Linked DNA regions of Mus musculus: region 2 is linked to region 1. A link is a loop called in an ENCODE intact Hi-C map of the cell type or tissue named here. Cell type or tissue: left cerebral cortex. All regions are shown on one strand.

Region 1 (8,000 bases):
CAAAACGGTTGTTAGCTTACAGTTGGAGATGCACTACTCCATTAAAGCTATAGTGTGTAGGTCACTTCACATTATACTGTATGTACACTGCATGGTGCTCAGTAGAACATCACCGTGTTCTTCCAAACCGTCGCTGGGGATACAAAGGTAAGCAAACACAAAACTCCAGCCTCCAGGGACCCACAGCATCCTCAAGGAGGCAGCCACCAGTCATGGAAGCACACATAATTGGCAGGGGATGGCATGAGAGGCTTCTGGGAGGTGCTGCTCTAGGCTAAGACCTCACAGGCACAGCAATTCAAGAAGAAGGAACAGCAATGCATGCCTACAGGGCTTGCTTCAAAGGGTCTCAGTACAGAGCCCAGATTGGCCTTGAATGTGGATCTCCCTGACTCTACTTTCCCTAGAACTAGGATTCCAAGTGGACATCACTAAACTGTGTTGAAAGCTACCAAGTTTTAAGTCGTTAAAGTTAAGCTATTATTTGATTTCAGGTGATAAAGGCAAGAGATAGCAAAAACTATCTTGGCAAAGCTGTTTGCTTTCTAATCTCTTACTCCTTTGTTAAATTTTCATGTTGCTATTGTTATAGGATCTTTCTTTCACCACACACACAGAGATTTAAGTCATATAAAATACTGTCACACAGAAGTGATTGGGAAGCACCCTATATTCTGTTTTTAAACTTGTAAAAGCAGCTAGGTGTTGCAGCACACGCCTTTAACTCCAGCACTGAGGAAGCACAGGCCCATAGATACCTGGGTGGTAACAGTCAGCTTGGTTTGCAGAGCAAGTGCCGGGCAGTGAGAACTACATAGCGAGACCCTGCCTCAAAAAACAAAACCATTCCACCCTCCAAAAAAAGACTAGAAAAACAGTCTTAACGTGTGTGCTCTAATGAATGCACACACTCAAGTGTGCATGTGTGTGGAGCCAGGAGGCCAGAGGTCACAAGGGTCACCCTTCTTGCTGCCGATCATATTTTCAGTGAACCAGGCACTAGCTGACTCAAGGTTAGGTCAGGCTGGCTGACTAGTGGGGCCTGATAGGGCCTTCCCAGGGCCATAACTAAGGAGTGCACACTTGGCTTTATTTATTTATTTATTTATTTTAACCTTGATTCTGGAACTCAGGGCCCCATGCGTGTACACTTTACATCTGAGTTCCATCTCCTCAGCTCTTAACTTTAATTCTTAAGAAGCTTCAGATAGGGGTTTCTAGTATTAAAATGAAGGAGTGTTTAGAAGAGATCGCAAAGTTGCTTCTGAACTATCCTCATGAATCTAGTCCAGTATGGAACCTCACTTCCTACCCAGATTTCTAATGTTCCACACTCATCTAATTCACCCAAAAGGCTGCATAAAACATACATATAATGTCAGATACTATATATGGAAGGGGAAGCTGGAAGGGAGGGATTAGCACCCCACGATCTTTACTACTGCTATAAAGTGACCATGTAATAGCAAAAGGATCCTCCATATCAATTAGCAAATGTTAATCCTGGTTTGGAACTTACAGCTAACCATATAGAGATAGATCAACTGCCATGAATTATTTTATGCTCATTTTTATATATACAAACAATTCTCAAGGCCTGATCCTTTAGATAAAACTCATTTACTCAAATTCACTTCAGGATTACGTCAGAGAATAATGTTAAGAAGCATCTAACACAGGTCAAGACTGAGACACTCTCAAGGCCTGTAGCCCTGTTTGCTAAATAAGACATGACTGGACTCTAAGCTGTGTGCGAACTTAAGCAGAGCTCAGCAGTCTACTGAGGAAAGATTAGAAACGAAACCCAGATGATCCCTTTAAAGCATATAGTTACTGACGAATTGTCTTTAGCAATGAAGATCTGCCCAATTAAAGCTCTACACAATTTTTTTTTCTATTATGACTCTACCAAAAGCTCTTAAAAGTCATGAGAATTCAGGGCTAGCGAGATGGCCCAGTGGTTACGGAGCACCACTGCTCTTGCAGAGGAACAGGATTTGGTTCCTAGAATCCACGTGACTACTTACGACGGTCAGTTGACTCCAGTTCCAGGGAATCCAGATCCCTCTTCTTGGAACAAAACACCCATACACATAAAATAAATATTTTTCAAAATAATCATGTGACTTCAGAGATAAGTGTATATTCAAGAAAATATTGTAAGAACGACTTAGACTAAAACTGTGTATGGGAGAATTAAAGCCATTTTCCCATAAGCACTAAGGCAATCCCAACCCTACCAGCTGTCCACGTGATGCATTCATTTCCCAACACTTAGCTCTTATAGCAAAAGCCTGGGCACTACTTGGGCTTAAACGTCATTGAGTCCATCATCAGTCCTTGCTAAGTACACCTGACCACCTACAGGGTTCAAGGAAGGGAAGAACTCCAACTCTTCAGCTGTGGGGAAGGGAAGAGGTGTGTCTTTCAGGGACCAACTCAAAAATGAGCTTTGCTTTGACACACAAACGGAGAAAAGCGCAGAGGAGTTCCCTTTAACGAGGCTTTCCCAACCAGCCCCTTTCTTCAGAGGGCAGTGGTTTGTCCTCTGGTCCACCTGGGGATGCGGCCTCTTGGAACTGTGATTACAAACTAGGGAAGGGCACCAACAGGCAGCCAGGAGAGCTGGAATTTGCCTTCAGAAGCAGATAACAAGTAGGAAGTGCTTACACAGGTAGTGAGGCAGTGTGCAGAGGGGTCACAGGCACCTCAATTTCAGCCCAAGGACAGCCGTGCTTTTTCACTGGAAACATAAGGCTTCGCCACCATCAAATAAAACTTTTTCCTCTGCTTGGATATATGCATTACTTGCTAAGCTGAAGTAGGCATGCATGCCTCAGATCAGTACAAATATTACAGAATAGGGTCTATGTCACAAATCATTGTCAATGTTGCAAGATAACTCTGTAATTGAATTTTCAATTTCTGAAATGTCTAGGCAACAAACCTCAAAAATCCTCTGCTTAAATTAGGTTTCATCTCCAACAAAGTTTGTCACAATATAAGTATATTGAAAGGTAGGTAGTTGTCTTATATCTAGGAAAACCAAGCAACAACTGCTCAGATATACTACTAACAAGGCAATTATTTCAACAGTAGCAGTAGGTTTCTGAAGAAGCTTCATTTACATATAAACACTACACCTAGACAGAGTCAGGACAGAGAAAATGAATTTTTCTGGGCCCCAACTTCAACAGACTAAATGAAATCAGGCACTTCTGACCTTCCAAATTCCTTAACACTTTCCTATACCTTCTATAAACACCCATCTTTAAAAAAAAAAAAAAGTTTTCATCAAGCCAGAAGTAGCTTAGACGTGTCAAAAATAAATCTGGAAAAGGCACGCTGTTTGTAAAGGTGACATAATCAAAGCTCCGAGTACCAGTCTGTCTGCTACCCGCACATCGCAGGTCTATCAGAGGTTCACCTATGGTGCCTCCCACCCCAGGTCCTCACTTCCAAGGCTTAGGCTTTTCCCGGTGGCTATTTCATTCCCAAGTGACTACTGAAACCGCACAAGAAAAAGGAACAGGAGAAACTAATTTTTGTTGTTGTTGTTTTGTTTTTGCAGACTCAGATAGCAAAAACGGACTGCTAATTTCACAAACAATAACAAAAAAATAAGCAAACCAAGATTCCTGGCCATTTACCAAGCAGGAACCAAAGTTCCACTAAGCAGTTGGGGCCTGGGCCTTTTATGTTTTCTTTCTTTCTTTTTCTTTTTTTTCTGCCGGCAAACACGTAATCTAAAAGCACAGTCATTTCCCTCTTGATACTTTATTCGCTCCGAAAACGTCCCATTCAAACAGAAAAAGCCAGCCAAAACCAAAAGGAAAAAATGAGAGCCTGGAAGGCAGTGGACGCGGAGGGAGCGTGACTCCCGGAGGCTGCAGCGTCCTCCCCGCCCGGCTCGAGCGCCGGGCTGCCGTACGGAGGAAGGAGGCAGGCGCCAGGCTCAGTGCGGAGCGGCAGCGTCCGAGTGGCCCGCGCGCTGCTCCGGGGCTACGGGAACTCCGCGTGCCGGGGCGCCCGTCTCCGCTCAGGTGCAAACTTTGCGGAGCCGCCGCCGCCCAGGGGGAGCGGACCCCAGCGCTCGGCGTGACCCCGCTCTGGTGCCCGAGGTCGCGGGGTGAGGGGTGGGGGGAGCTCGCGAGCGACGCGTCGGGGCGCTTCGGCCTCGCCACGGCGCCGCGGAGCCGAACGGCCGGTCCGGCCTGCGCCGCGCGCCCCTCACCTTGGTGGCCATGGCGGGCGGTTCCCCGGCCCCGGCGGGCCGGCTGGTCTCCCGTGCTGCGGAGCTTCGGCCCTAAGCGGGCGGGGAGGTCGACTCCGTCTGCGGTTCGGTGGCTGCGGCCCGGCGCGGCGGCTCCGCCTCAGTCCTGCTCTCGGCGCTCCGGCCCCCGCGGCTCGGCGACTCCCGCCGCCGCCCGCGCCTGCAGTTCCTGAAAGTCCCGGCTGCGCGGCCCCCGCCCCCGCCGGCCAAGCCTCCCATGGACCGCGGCGTGCGCGGCGGAAGCGCGCCTGGGGCCTCGGCCGCAGCCCGGCCTCCTCGCCCGCCCCGGCCTCCGCCCCGACCCCGCCGCCCGCGGCTCCGAGCGCAGGGCCCTGGCTGGAGCGGCGGCTGCGGGGTCGGACGGGCGTCGGGGTCGCGGCCTGGTCGCCGCCGCCGCCGAGCCGTTCGCTGGGCGCGGCGCCGAGGGGGGCTGTGCCTCAGGCCCGGCTCTCTGCGAGCCGGAGAACGGTGATCCCCGGGAACTGACGGGAGCCACCCGCCTGGGATCCCGGGCCCACGGCGGGGCTTGCTGAGGGATCGGGGTGCTTGGGGGTGACTACTGCGAGCGCCACACGGACAAGCCAGCCCAGGGCGAGCAATGGCTTCCTGCATCTAGGCTGCATGGGATTTCTCGGAGGCTGTGATCTGGCCTGGGCTTCTGGGCCTGGACGCTTGGGGACTCCACCTGAGATGACCCAATTCTGCCCTTTGGATTGTTTAAAAATGCCTCAAGAAGTTTGAGGGCGCAACAGGTTTCCTTAAGTTAAAAGAGAAGCCCGAATTATAACATCTTTGATTGAGAGTAGTTTGTCTGCAGTTGGATCTGTATGGGTTTTATTAATAAACGAATGGTTTGAATTGATCGATGAGACTTTCACAAAAGATGAGACTGGAAGATTTACCTTAATCAGTGCAATAGTTTAATGCAGTTGTTTATAATAAGGATGCATCTTCTAGACAAATAAAATCGACTCTCTTATCCCAGGAAGTTGATATTTAATTTTACTGTCAAATTTGTAGCTTCTAGGACTGGGGGTGGTAGAAAGAATGACACATAGGTGTTTGCACCCCAGCACTGGGGAAAAAAAAATGTTTTTTTTTACTGACCAGAGAATTTGCAAGTTACAGCCAAAAATAGTGTTTAAGTGGTAATTCAGAGTTTTCTGTGGATGTTTGTGTGTATCAATGCTATAGTCAGGCATGGAAATATTCTTGTGTCTGTGTGTGTGTTACTGCTAGCTAGTGTCATGTCTACTTGACAAAGGCTAGAGTCATGTTAGAAGTAGGGGACCTCATCTAGGGGAAAACAAAAACAAAAAACACCAGATTGACTTTCAGTCATGCCTGTGGTGTATTTTCTTGATTATTAAAGGTGTGTGAAGGCCCAGCTATGTCGCCCAGCCCACATCTGTGCTGGTGGCCCTTGTTGCTGTAAGAAAGCAGGCTAATCAAGCCCTGGGGGACAAACCAGTAAGCAGCTGCCCTCCATGGCCTCTGCATCAGTTCCTGCCTTCAGGTTCCTGACCTGAGTTTCTGCCCTGATTTCTTTCCATGATGGAGTCTGACACAGGAGCGTAAGCAAAATAAACTCTTTCCTCACCAAGTTGCTTATCATAGGATTTATTTTATCACCACACTAGGAACCCTAACACACACATACAAGTTATGAGTGTGAACATGCATATAGCACGTGTGAAGTCAGAGGACAACTTATAGGAGTCTATTCTCTTCTTCCACCACGTAGGTCCTGGAGGTCAAACTGAGACAGTGGCTGCCGAGTCCTTATCAGCTGAGCCATCTGGGCAGTCCAGGCTGTTGTCCTTCTCCTGACAGGAACAGGGAAGTCATTGAGACCCTTCTTTCTGTATTCTAGACAGGAAGCCCATATCCTATTTAACCCTTTGAAAAAGTTATTATTTATTTACAATGATAAATCATGGCTCAAATAACTGACTTGGTAATATCAAAATTGAAAGTAACCCTAGCCTTAGGACCAACAGCTTCTAAGGACAAATTCTCCATTCAGACTGGGACACGTCAGCAAAGATATTTATCAAAGCATTTTAAGCCCCAAAAGAAAACATCCATGTACTTGTTAAGAGGATTGTCCCAGTAAGACATAATTATATGAATTTATGTTCTAGGAGGCTTATATAAGGCTAATACAATCAATCCTTTCTCTTCACACATTCCCATCCCCACATTCAGCCAGTTTCAGATTGAAAATATCTGAAAAGAAAAAAATGCCTCTGTACTGATTGTAAATTATTTTCTAAACAACAAAATAACAGCTATTTATCTACCTACAGTTTGTACTACAAATGGTTCAAAAGATGGGAGGCTGCATAAAAGTTCTATGGGCACGTTATGCCCATTTTTGTGAATGGAATTGAACATTTTCAGAGTTTATAGCTACAGAGAGTCTGGGACCCATCACCCATGGATATCAATGGCAAACAGTATTTTAAGAGTATTGCCAAACACGGAAGAAAATATTGAGTGTACAATCCACATGTGTGAAAAGTAAAGAAATGGTGTACAAGTGCAAAAAAGTCTAGAAAGTTTAACCAGATCATACTGGCCATGCTTAAAAAGAATTTTAAAGCATAAATTTATATTAAAATTTAATTTTATGTGTATGAATGCCAAAAGAGAGCATTGGATCTCCTGGCCCTGATGCTATAGATAGTTGTGAGCTATCATCTGTGCGCATCAAACCTGAATCCTCTGGCAGAGCAGCAAGTGTCCTTAGCCACCAACACTTCCCCAGCCCTGTTTAAAGTTCATGTTTTAATAAGCAAATAACTCACGTCTTAACTTGATAAACAAGTAAACACTTGTTTTAAAAATGTTTCCCTAATAAACAAGTAAAGCCACCCATGTTTTTACTAGGCAAAGTGTGAATTGCTATGAACATGGGAACACAAAGTTCTCTTTGAGATGTGACTATACCTGCTTGTAGGTTCAAATAGGAAGTGTCTCCCCAAGGCTCAGGTGTTAAAGGCTTGACTTCCTGTTGTGGAATAGGTGACTGAGCGATCATGAGAATGCTGAGACAAACTAACGAATGGATTAGTCTATTGATGGATTCATAATCTAATGACATTATAAAGTAGAAATTTCTAGAAGTGGGGTGGAGCTGAAAGAAGCAGGTCGCTGAGGCATGTTCTTGAAGCTTATACTTGCTCTCTTTTGTTTTAAATAAAAGCTCATGATTGTGTTGTCTTTGTAACAAAACCAGCTTAGAACTGGGCCTCTTAGCCCTTTCTCTTCTTACTGCCTCCCAGTCCTTAATGCTCACATCTGTGAAGAGCCAACCTCTCTCAGACCTGCAGCATACTCAAGTCTCCCAGTCTGTTTATAGTTTGTCTCCTGTGGGAATAGGCTTAGTCTGCCTACCAGGGCCATGCTGTTTCCTGTCATAACAGGACTTTCCCTCAGCATACAAAAAATCCTTACCTTTCTTGTACTATGTTACTTGGTGGGGCCAGTGCTTGCTACAATTCTTGCAGAAAGGTGGGTCTTAGGATCAGCACAAGATAAAGTATCTTACAGCTTCCTGGCAACCATGAGTGAGGAGCTGTGCTCCATTATGCCTGTCAGGTTGATGGGGAACTAATTGACCTTAGACTGAAACCACCATTTAAAATAAAGCCCTGCCCACAATTATTTCAGGTATCGGTAACTGTTACAAGATGCTAGAACACTGCTTGAGAGATTATATGAT
Region 2 (8,000 bases), 86 kb before region 1:
TCCCACTTACTCTAGTCCTTAACTTTCCCAGTCTGTGGGAGGGAACAGGCGCTGAACTCTGCTTCTGAGAGAATACTGACCAGCCTGCTGCTCCAAACCAGGCCACAGCTCCTCTCCTCTCAGCCGCTGAGGGATGGAGAGCGTGCGTGCGAGGGTGGGAGCTTCCACCTGTGCTATGAGCTAGGAGGGAGTGCAAAGAATGCTGAATTTACCTCAGCACAGGGAACCAACCTGGGCAGCAGTAGGGAGGCAGGGTCTTCTTGCCTGCTGTGCCCACCTACTGGGACCTCTGATGGGCTACCCACCACCAAGTTTGAGGGTGTAGGTGATCTGAGGACTCTATTTCCCTATCCCGGGAGCACTTAACTGTAGCTATGCCAGTGAGGGTGTACAGACTCCCCCAAACAGACAACGATCCCCAAAGGACTGAAAGAGTTATAAAAATATACAAAGATATACTTTTTATTCTGCCGTTTTTCATATTTTTAAGAAAGCAATTAGTATTAATTATCTGACATTGGGTAAGAACTGGAAGATCACAGGTAATATATAAATTACGATTCTATGTAAAATACCAGGAGGAAGAACCCCTATTTCTTCATTCAAAATCTTGATAAATTTAAGTATTTTCCAAAAATAGACATTTTCACTGGGTAACTAATAGGCTGAAATGAACAAGAAAGGCCATCCTGGGCAACAGCGCACGTAGGTGGCTAACGACCAAAACAGGGTTTGTCAACTTCTTTCTTTTTGGTTTTCTTCCTTTTCTCTCTCTTATGATGGGGGGCGGGGAGGGGAGGGAATTGAATCGCATTGCCCCAGGTAAATGAAGCACTTCGGAGTTCTCTTGTGTTCCATTCTGGTTTACATAACCGGGAAGCGGCTGAGGGCCTGCCTCAGCTTTTCTGCGATCTGGTGAAAAAACAGAACAGTTGAGACATTTCCACCCCGAGATATTACAACTGAACAGTGTTCCATCCGCCCTCTTCCCAGTTAAACATAACCTTATCAAACCCTTTAGTTGGTCTGTTAGGCTCCTCTGCAGCCACTGGGACTCTGTGCCGTTTGACTCAGTGCCCCTGCTCCTGTCTACCTGCCCAGTCAGGTCCAAGGCCAGGCCATGCCTGGTGGTGGGGGCTACATTTTCAGACTAGCCCCTTCTCCGGAAAGCAAGTGCACAGAGTCCCCTTCTTTTCTAGACAAGTATGAACACTAAGACTCCCTGTTATGGAGGTAGCGGGCATGTGGAGTTTGCATCTGACAGCCCAGGGTGCACTGGGAATCTGCTATGTGCCTACCCTCCCATAAGGGTACTCAATACCCTTAGGCTCAGGTTCCTTAGTCATCTGGGGACCTTAAACATTTGAAGTGCAAGTGTACAGTAGATACTCATACATGTTTGCTCCATGTACAGAAATGTAAGTGTTAATAATTTCAGGGATATTTGCTCTAAGACGACAGTGACAAAGCACATGGTTTTCTGTGTTGAATTACAAAAATTATAGCATGTGTGGGCTTGATAATTAATAAATCCACAGTATGAGCACCTTGAGAGCTACCTTTCCAACGTTTTCTCAGAGACACATGTAACCTACTATGTCTAACACACAGAGGGGCTAAGCCCAGCAGCGACAGGAAAGTCAGAAGACACAGACAGCCATTGTGACAGAGAGTGCTCCAGAGTGAGTCCATCCCCACACATCAGGTCCATGTGTTTTAAATGCACCTGTTTAAATGTACATGTAACACGTGTACCTTGTGTGTAATTGTGAATTGTGAGTCGGCAGCTTTTTCCAGAACTCACAAGGTGTTTTTGCCAGAGTACAACCCAAAAGCGACACATGCAGAGATGTGTTCTGAGGGCTAGCCTGTATCTCTGAATGCATGGAGGCAATGGCAGGCTGAGCACCAAGGCTACCGCAAGCGCTCACTGCTCCTCTGTGCTGCCCTGCAGGGCCTGAGTTCAAGCACACCGACGAGAAGTGTGGAAGTGTGTAACGAAGGAGAACAGCACAAGGCAGAGGAAGGGAGGGAGGATTTATGTTTTCCTTACAGTTCGCTGAATGAAAATGTTAAAACATTGTGTTATTTTGGTTTTCCTGAAGAGACTCCTTTGGTAACTGTAAAACCTGGGTCACAAGCAACGGCTGCCTTTGGTTATTTCTCTAACTGAAAACGATACAACTTGTGGGTTAGCAGGGTGACCTCAATCCTCTGGCACTGTCCCCGTGCGTGGAGAGGCTCAGAAAGAAGGAAGTCACACAGTCAGGACTGCTCAAGGCTTTAAAACTAGGAACCAATGTCTGCTCTTCAAAGTAAAGCTTAAACATTTCCAAAGATTATACCTATTCATTTTCTTTTCTCTGCAGCTCCTCTGCCTGTAAGTATGTGTATGTGGCTTGTGTGTGGTTGGTGCCCGCAGAGGTCAGAAGAGGGCATGAGACCCCTGGAGCTGGAGTTAGAGATGACTGTGAGCCATAGTGTGACTGACAGAAACTGAGCCTGGGTTTTCTGTGACAGCAGCAGGAGCTCTTAAGCACTACGCTGTCTCTCCAGGCCCAGGAAAGCTTTTTTGATCCAATATTCCTCAGATGGAATTTTAAAAGATTAAAAAAAAAATCAAACCACTAAACTCTGTTCAAAATGTAAGCCCCTTTGGTTTATCACTCAGGAGTAAAGATTATAACTGACCAAGTCTATCTAGTCAAGGGCACTAGGCCAAAACCTCCCTCCCTTCACACATGTACATGGGGGGATGTTGGGAGGGGACACTCACTGCCCTCACACCTGTGGATGGGGGATGTTGGGAGGGGACACACCTGTGGATGGGGGTGTTGGGAGGGGACACTCACTGCCCTCACACCTGTGGATGGGGGTGTTGGGAGGGGACACTCACTGCCCTCACACCTGTGGATGGGGGTGTTGGGAGGGTACACTCACTGCCCTCACACCTGTGGATGGGGATGTTGGGAGGGGACACACCTGTGGATGGGGATGTTGGGAGGGGACACACCTGTGGATGGGGATGTTGGGAGGGGACACACCTGTGGATGGGGGTGTTGGGAGGGGACACTCACTGCCCTCACACATGTGCATGGGGATGTTGGGAGGGGACACACCTGTGGATGGGGGGTGTTGGGAGGGGACACACCTGTGGATGGGGGGTGTTGGGAGGGGACACTCACTGTTTCATAGAACTGCACTTGCTGCTCCAGGTAGAGGCGGATGACACTGTTGTAATCATAGATCCGGTTACTGTGAAAGTGATTCATCTCAGCTACAACAAAATTATCACAGGGATTAGTTCCCAGCAAGACTTCGAATAACAACATGACATTCTCTGCTTGCCTAAGACTCGTCATCAGCAGGACTTCATCTGGCTGCTTCTAAGAGGCACCAGTTCTCAGCCCAAGTCTACCAAGAGCCTAGAAACACAGCTGACCCCTGCAGCAAGTGCCACTGTCTAGTAATGGATGGCTGTCACTGACTAGCTGAATTCCACTGACAGCCTCAGTCTGCACAGGCACATGTCTGTCAGCCTTCACCAGACACAGAGACGGCCATTGCTGTTCTTTTCTCTGACACACGCACACCTCTAGAAATCAGCTGCTTTCTTTCTAACTAAATTATGTCTAAGTGATACCCACAAGCCTCCTTTAGATTCCATGGTCCCAGAGCACAGAGTTCACAGACCTCTAGAAGCTGTACTAAATGTACTAATTTATGCATTTTTTTAAATTGTAGAAGTGCTCTGTCTGCATGCACACCTGCACGCCAGAAGAGGGCATCAGATTCCTTTACAGATGGTTGTGAGCCACCATGAGGTTGCTAGGAATTGAACTCAGGACCTCTGGAAGAGCAGCCAGTGTTCTTAACCACTGAACCATCCCACCAGCTCTGGACTTTGGAATTGAATACAACAGTGTGATATTAAAGGCTGTTAACAGAATGTGTCACTTAGAAGTAATGATGTATGGGTGTAATCACCCACAGCTATCCCAAGTTCATCTGTAAAATAAAACGCTACCTAGAAGCAGATAGACATTTTAAATTAGCTTTGAATTTCACTGGGACTCAACATTTGGATTTCTACCAGCAAGCAGGTTTGACGCTGGGAGCTGGGAACAGCTCTTCCCAGTTACTCACCACCCTTTCTCTTACCTTGCAGAGCGTAAGACATGGTGCCAACTCTCTTCACCATGGTCTGCTTGTCTTGGGGAGTAATTTTACTAGTTGCAACCAGCTTATCACTTTCTTTCACTTTTTCTATTGCTCCCTGGAAAATACATAAATGTAACAGTATTTAAGAAGACAAAGCAAAGAGCAGTAGTCATTAGCTGAAGATGCAATGCTGACACTCTGTGGTACAGAGCAGAACATCCCAGGCCAACTCCCTCTAAGTCCCTCTGAAGCCTGAAGGCTGATGCTCCTGGAAACTGCAATAAAGCTAGAATGTGCAGTGCTACACACTGTGATAAGAGAAACAAACAAAACTCTGCCCATGTAAGATTCTGCGCTGTTGGTGTCAGGAGTACACAGAGGAGAAGGGATGAGAGGTCAGAAAGGCACATGAGCTGTCTCAGGGGCACGTGTCCTCTCTGCTGCTATGACACAGCATTTACGAGCGAGCCGGGCTTGGCTGTGCAGACTGCAGGGCTTTCCTTTGTTGTTTGTGAGAGGTCCTGGGTCCTGTACTCTCATTCTGGATGGAAGCAGCTGTAAACACTGGCGCTGGTCCTCACGCAGCTCCAGACACCACTCAGTACTTATGTCCCCCGCAAAGACAGCTCCACTGTGAAGTGTAAGCGAGGCTCCAGGCCTGACCCTCCAACTCTGCTGCTCAAGTTCTGACGAGCCAACCTCCTGAGTTTCATATGAAGCTGTCTGAGTTACACAAACATTGTTTGTGCTGCTCCTTCATGATTCCTCATGGAGCACTGCTGAGACACAGACCAGCCCTTTGCTGAGAGCTTCCTAACAAATGCAAGGGCACCTCAACACACTAGCGTACCACAGAGACCCTGAGAGGAAATGCTAACCAGCATTAAATCATCAAGATCTACCAACTAACTTTTAAATTTAGTTTTAAAACTTTATGGTGGGACTTAGGATACTGTGCCTTCATCTTCCTTTTGACACAGGGTCTCAGTGTGTAGTCCTGTCTGGCTTGGAACTTATCTGTAGACCAGGCTGGCCTCAAACTCACTGCTGGGATTACAGGCGTGCACCACCACATTTCTTGTGGATACACGTAGGATCTAAACAACTGCGGCTCGGCGATGCTGTGCGTCTGGGAGGCCCTGAGAGCACAGTGACTTACCTTGTGGGCACCAATGATGTCCGGGAAGCAGCCGAGAAAGCCTTTGTACTCATGGTTGCACTCCATCAGGAAGTGGAGGTCCTTCTTTGGCTATAACGAGACACAGGCTGGCTGTTACTAGTGGAGGATTTAGAAAATTAAAGAGAAGAAACTAATGAGGAATGATGCCCACATCCTCCTGTGTGACAGAGGGCTGAGTGCTGCTTCTTTACTGAAATGCTCTCACTGTTTAGGGTCTGGCTGGCCTTGAACCCACATACATCTGTGTGCCTCTGGCTCCTGGGTGCTGGGATTAAGGGTATGTGCCATCGTGTCCATCTGTGCCCCCACCCTGGAGAGTCAAGTCTCTGCGGGATTGGGTGCATCCACTGAGGCCAGAGATGGCAGCCCTCTGCTACATATGTGTCCTGGGCCATTTTTAATCAATAAAATACAGGCATAAAATTATAACAAGCAAAGATGTTACCGTTTAATGTCTATATTTTAATAGACAATAAAAAATACTGCCTACATTCCTGAGGCTCATCCAAGGCACTTCACAGATGAGGAAAGCAAGCTAGAGAGGGCAGGCAGCAGTGCAAGGGCTATGCCAGGGCTCCTCGCCACTCTAGCCTCTGGCTGAGAGTGGGTCAGAGGCACCGTGGCCAACTCACTTCAGTTCCATCCCCTACCTTCATTTTTGGACGGTGTTGGGATCAAAATCTGAGCCTTACAGATATGAATAGCAATCTAGGCCAACTACCACTGAGCCACAGGACCCCCACACACACACACACACACACACTTAGATTCTTTTTTTTTTTTTTTTTTTTTTTTTTTTTTTTTTGGTTTTTTGAGACAGGGTTTCTCTGTGTAGCCCTAGCTGTCCTGGAACTCACTCTGTAGACCAGGCTGGCCTCGAACTCAGAAATCCGCCTGCCTCTCCTCTCAAGTGCTGGGATTAAAGGCGTGTGCCACCATGCCCAGCCTAGATTCTTTTTCTTTGTCTTCTTGAGAAAGGGCCTTACTCTGTAACTGAGATCAGCTTAAAACGCTCCATGTTGCCAGGCCCTGCCAGGCGTGGTGGCGCACGCCTTTAATCCCAGCACTTGGGAAGCAGAGGCAGTCGGATTTCTGAGTTCGAGGCCAGCCTGGTCTACAGAGTGAGTTCCAGGACAACTAGGGCTTTACAGAGAAACCCTGTCTCGAAAAATCAAAAAAAAAAACCCAACACAACAACAACAACAACAACAAAAACGCCCCATGTAGCCCAGGCTAGCCTCCAGCCTCTGGTGTTCTAGTACTACAGGTGTAAGCTACAGGTGTAAGCTACAAAGCTTCACTTGGATTTCTTAATGAGACATTTGTCTTCTCTGGCTTAACTGAAAAAGAAAAACATTATCACTAAATAAAATGAACAGAAAGCCACAGAAACAGAAAGGGGACAGCTGTTTGGGTTTAAACAACCAATGTGGGCTGGGGAGTGTGATCCCAGCAGTACCTGCTCTGCCACAAGGCTGGCGATCTCCTCATACGTCTTCCCAGCTTCTGTGATTGCATCGTTAAGGTCGGTCTCTCCTGAAACAGACAGCAGTCTTGGAAGAGACTATACTGTGTTACACATATTCCCCCACACTTACGGTTTTTGTTACAGACTTTATTGATAGTTTTAGTGTAGAAAACTTAAAAACTGTCAACGTTGGTGAGAACTCCCATCCCCCACTCTTTGGTTTCCAGACAGCAGATGGTGTCTGTGCTTTTAATGTCAGCTTGACATAAGCTGTAGAGTCATTGGAAGAAGACACCTCGGCTGAGAAAATCAAAAACTAGGCTGGCCTCGGGTGCATTTTCCTTACTAATGATCACCGCAGGAGGGCCCAGCTCACCGTGGGTGGCTCCACCCCCTAGGCTGGTGGTCCTCAGTGCTATACAAAAGGGGGCTAAGCTAGCTAGGAGGCACAGGCCAGTAAACAGAGTTCCTCTATGGCCTCTGCAACAGTTCCTGCCCTGACTTTCCTCAATTGTAAGCTAAAACAAATGCTTTGCTCCAAGTGGCTTTTGGTTAGTGTTTGATCACAGCCATAGAAACTCTAACTCAGACAGTGACCAGCTTTTCCATCTAGACCCCGTGCTCCCGGTTTCTCTTTTCCTGGGACACACATCACGTTCTAGGCAATCTTTAAAGAACAAGGACACTGCGGCACACCTAGGAAAAGGTCATGGCTCTGCTCTCACGAGGAGCAGAGCAGCGTGTGGGCCTCCAGCACCTCAGGCAGGCTCTGTGAGAGCCAGTGTGCAAAGGTAGTGCACACACAGACAGGATGGCATGTTCCTTAACCTGGGGCTCTTGTCACCCCTGTCTTTTTGTGGGGTGTTAGGAGTGTGAGTCATGCACTACACACTCAATGTCTGTGGTGACACCCTCTGTCCCTCCCATGCCCTCACGCGGGCCACCAGGCCTGGAGGCTTAACCTGATCCATAGTCAGTTTCTAGCTGAGTCTAGTTTTTGCACTTCCAGAAGCGGCCTCGATCGTCTCTGACAGAACTGCACCTTTCTCTGACATCGCTTCTTTGTTCTTCTTTAAAACTCTTCCATCAGGAACCCCTGCTTTGCGGAGCCCCTGGCCACCACCAAGTGACATCTGAACAGGGAAAGCAGCGCCAATGCGTGTGCCTGTCGTTACAGTTTCAGAACTGCAG

The links. A loop is a pair of places that touch in the nucleus more often than their neighbours do. Peaks named below come from ENCODE experiments on the same cell type or tissue, not always from the same donor. Only the 100,000 strongest peaks of a DNase experiment are listed, where the experiment ranks them.
Region 2: it touches region 1 in a loop (1.9-fold over the local background); 1 of 42 quality-filtered maps calls a loop at or near these places.

Annotation. Positions count from the first base shown.
Region 1 is chr17:5,837,781-5,845,780 of GRCm38, reverse strand. It overlaps Snx9 (sorting nexin 9), which reads right to left and starts at 4,457. Exons shown (of 18, transcript NM_025664.6): 1 at 4,235-4,457. The coding sequence starts at 4,246. Gm35474 (a long non-coding RNA gene) reads left to right here. Exons shown (of 2, transcript XR_876357.2): 2 at 1-69. In left cerebral cortex, no CTCF peak of the experiment used is centred here; DNase peaks (open chromatin) are centred at 3,992, 4,399 and 4,807; H3K4me3 peaks cover 2,018 bases; H3K27ac peaks cover 1,590 bases.
Region 2 is chr17:5,923,482-5,931,481 of GRCm38, reverse strand. It overlaps Snx9 (sorting nexin 9), which reads right to left. Exons shown (of 18, transcript NM_025664.6): 14 at 6,801-6,877; 15 at 5,321-5,410; 16 at 4,162-4,276; 17 at 3,186-3,277; 18 at 1-912. The coding sequence ends at 865. It overlaps Gm46599 (a long non-coding RNA gene), which reads right to left and starts at 3,176. Exons shown (of 2, transcript XR_001782195.1): 1 at 3,014-3,176; 2 at 2,131-2,951. In left cerebral cortex, CTCF peaks have their summits at 3,777 (motif pointing right) and 7,996; a DNase peak (open chromatin) is centred at 7,022.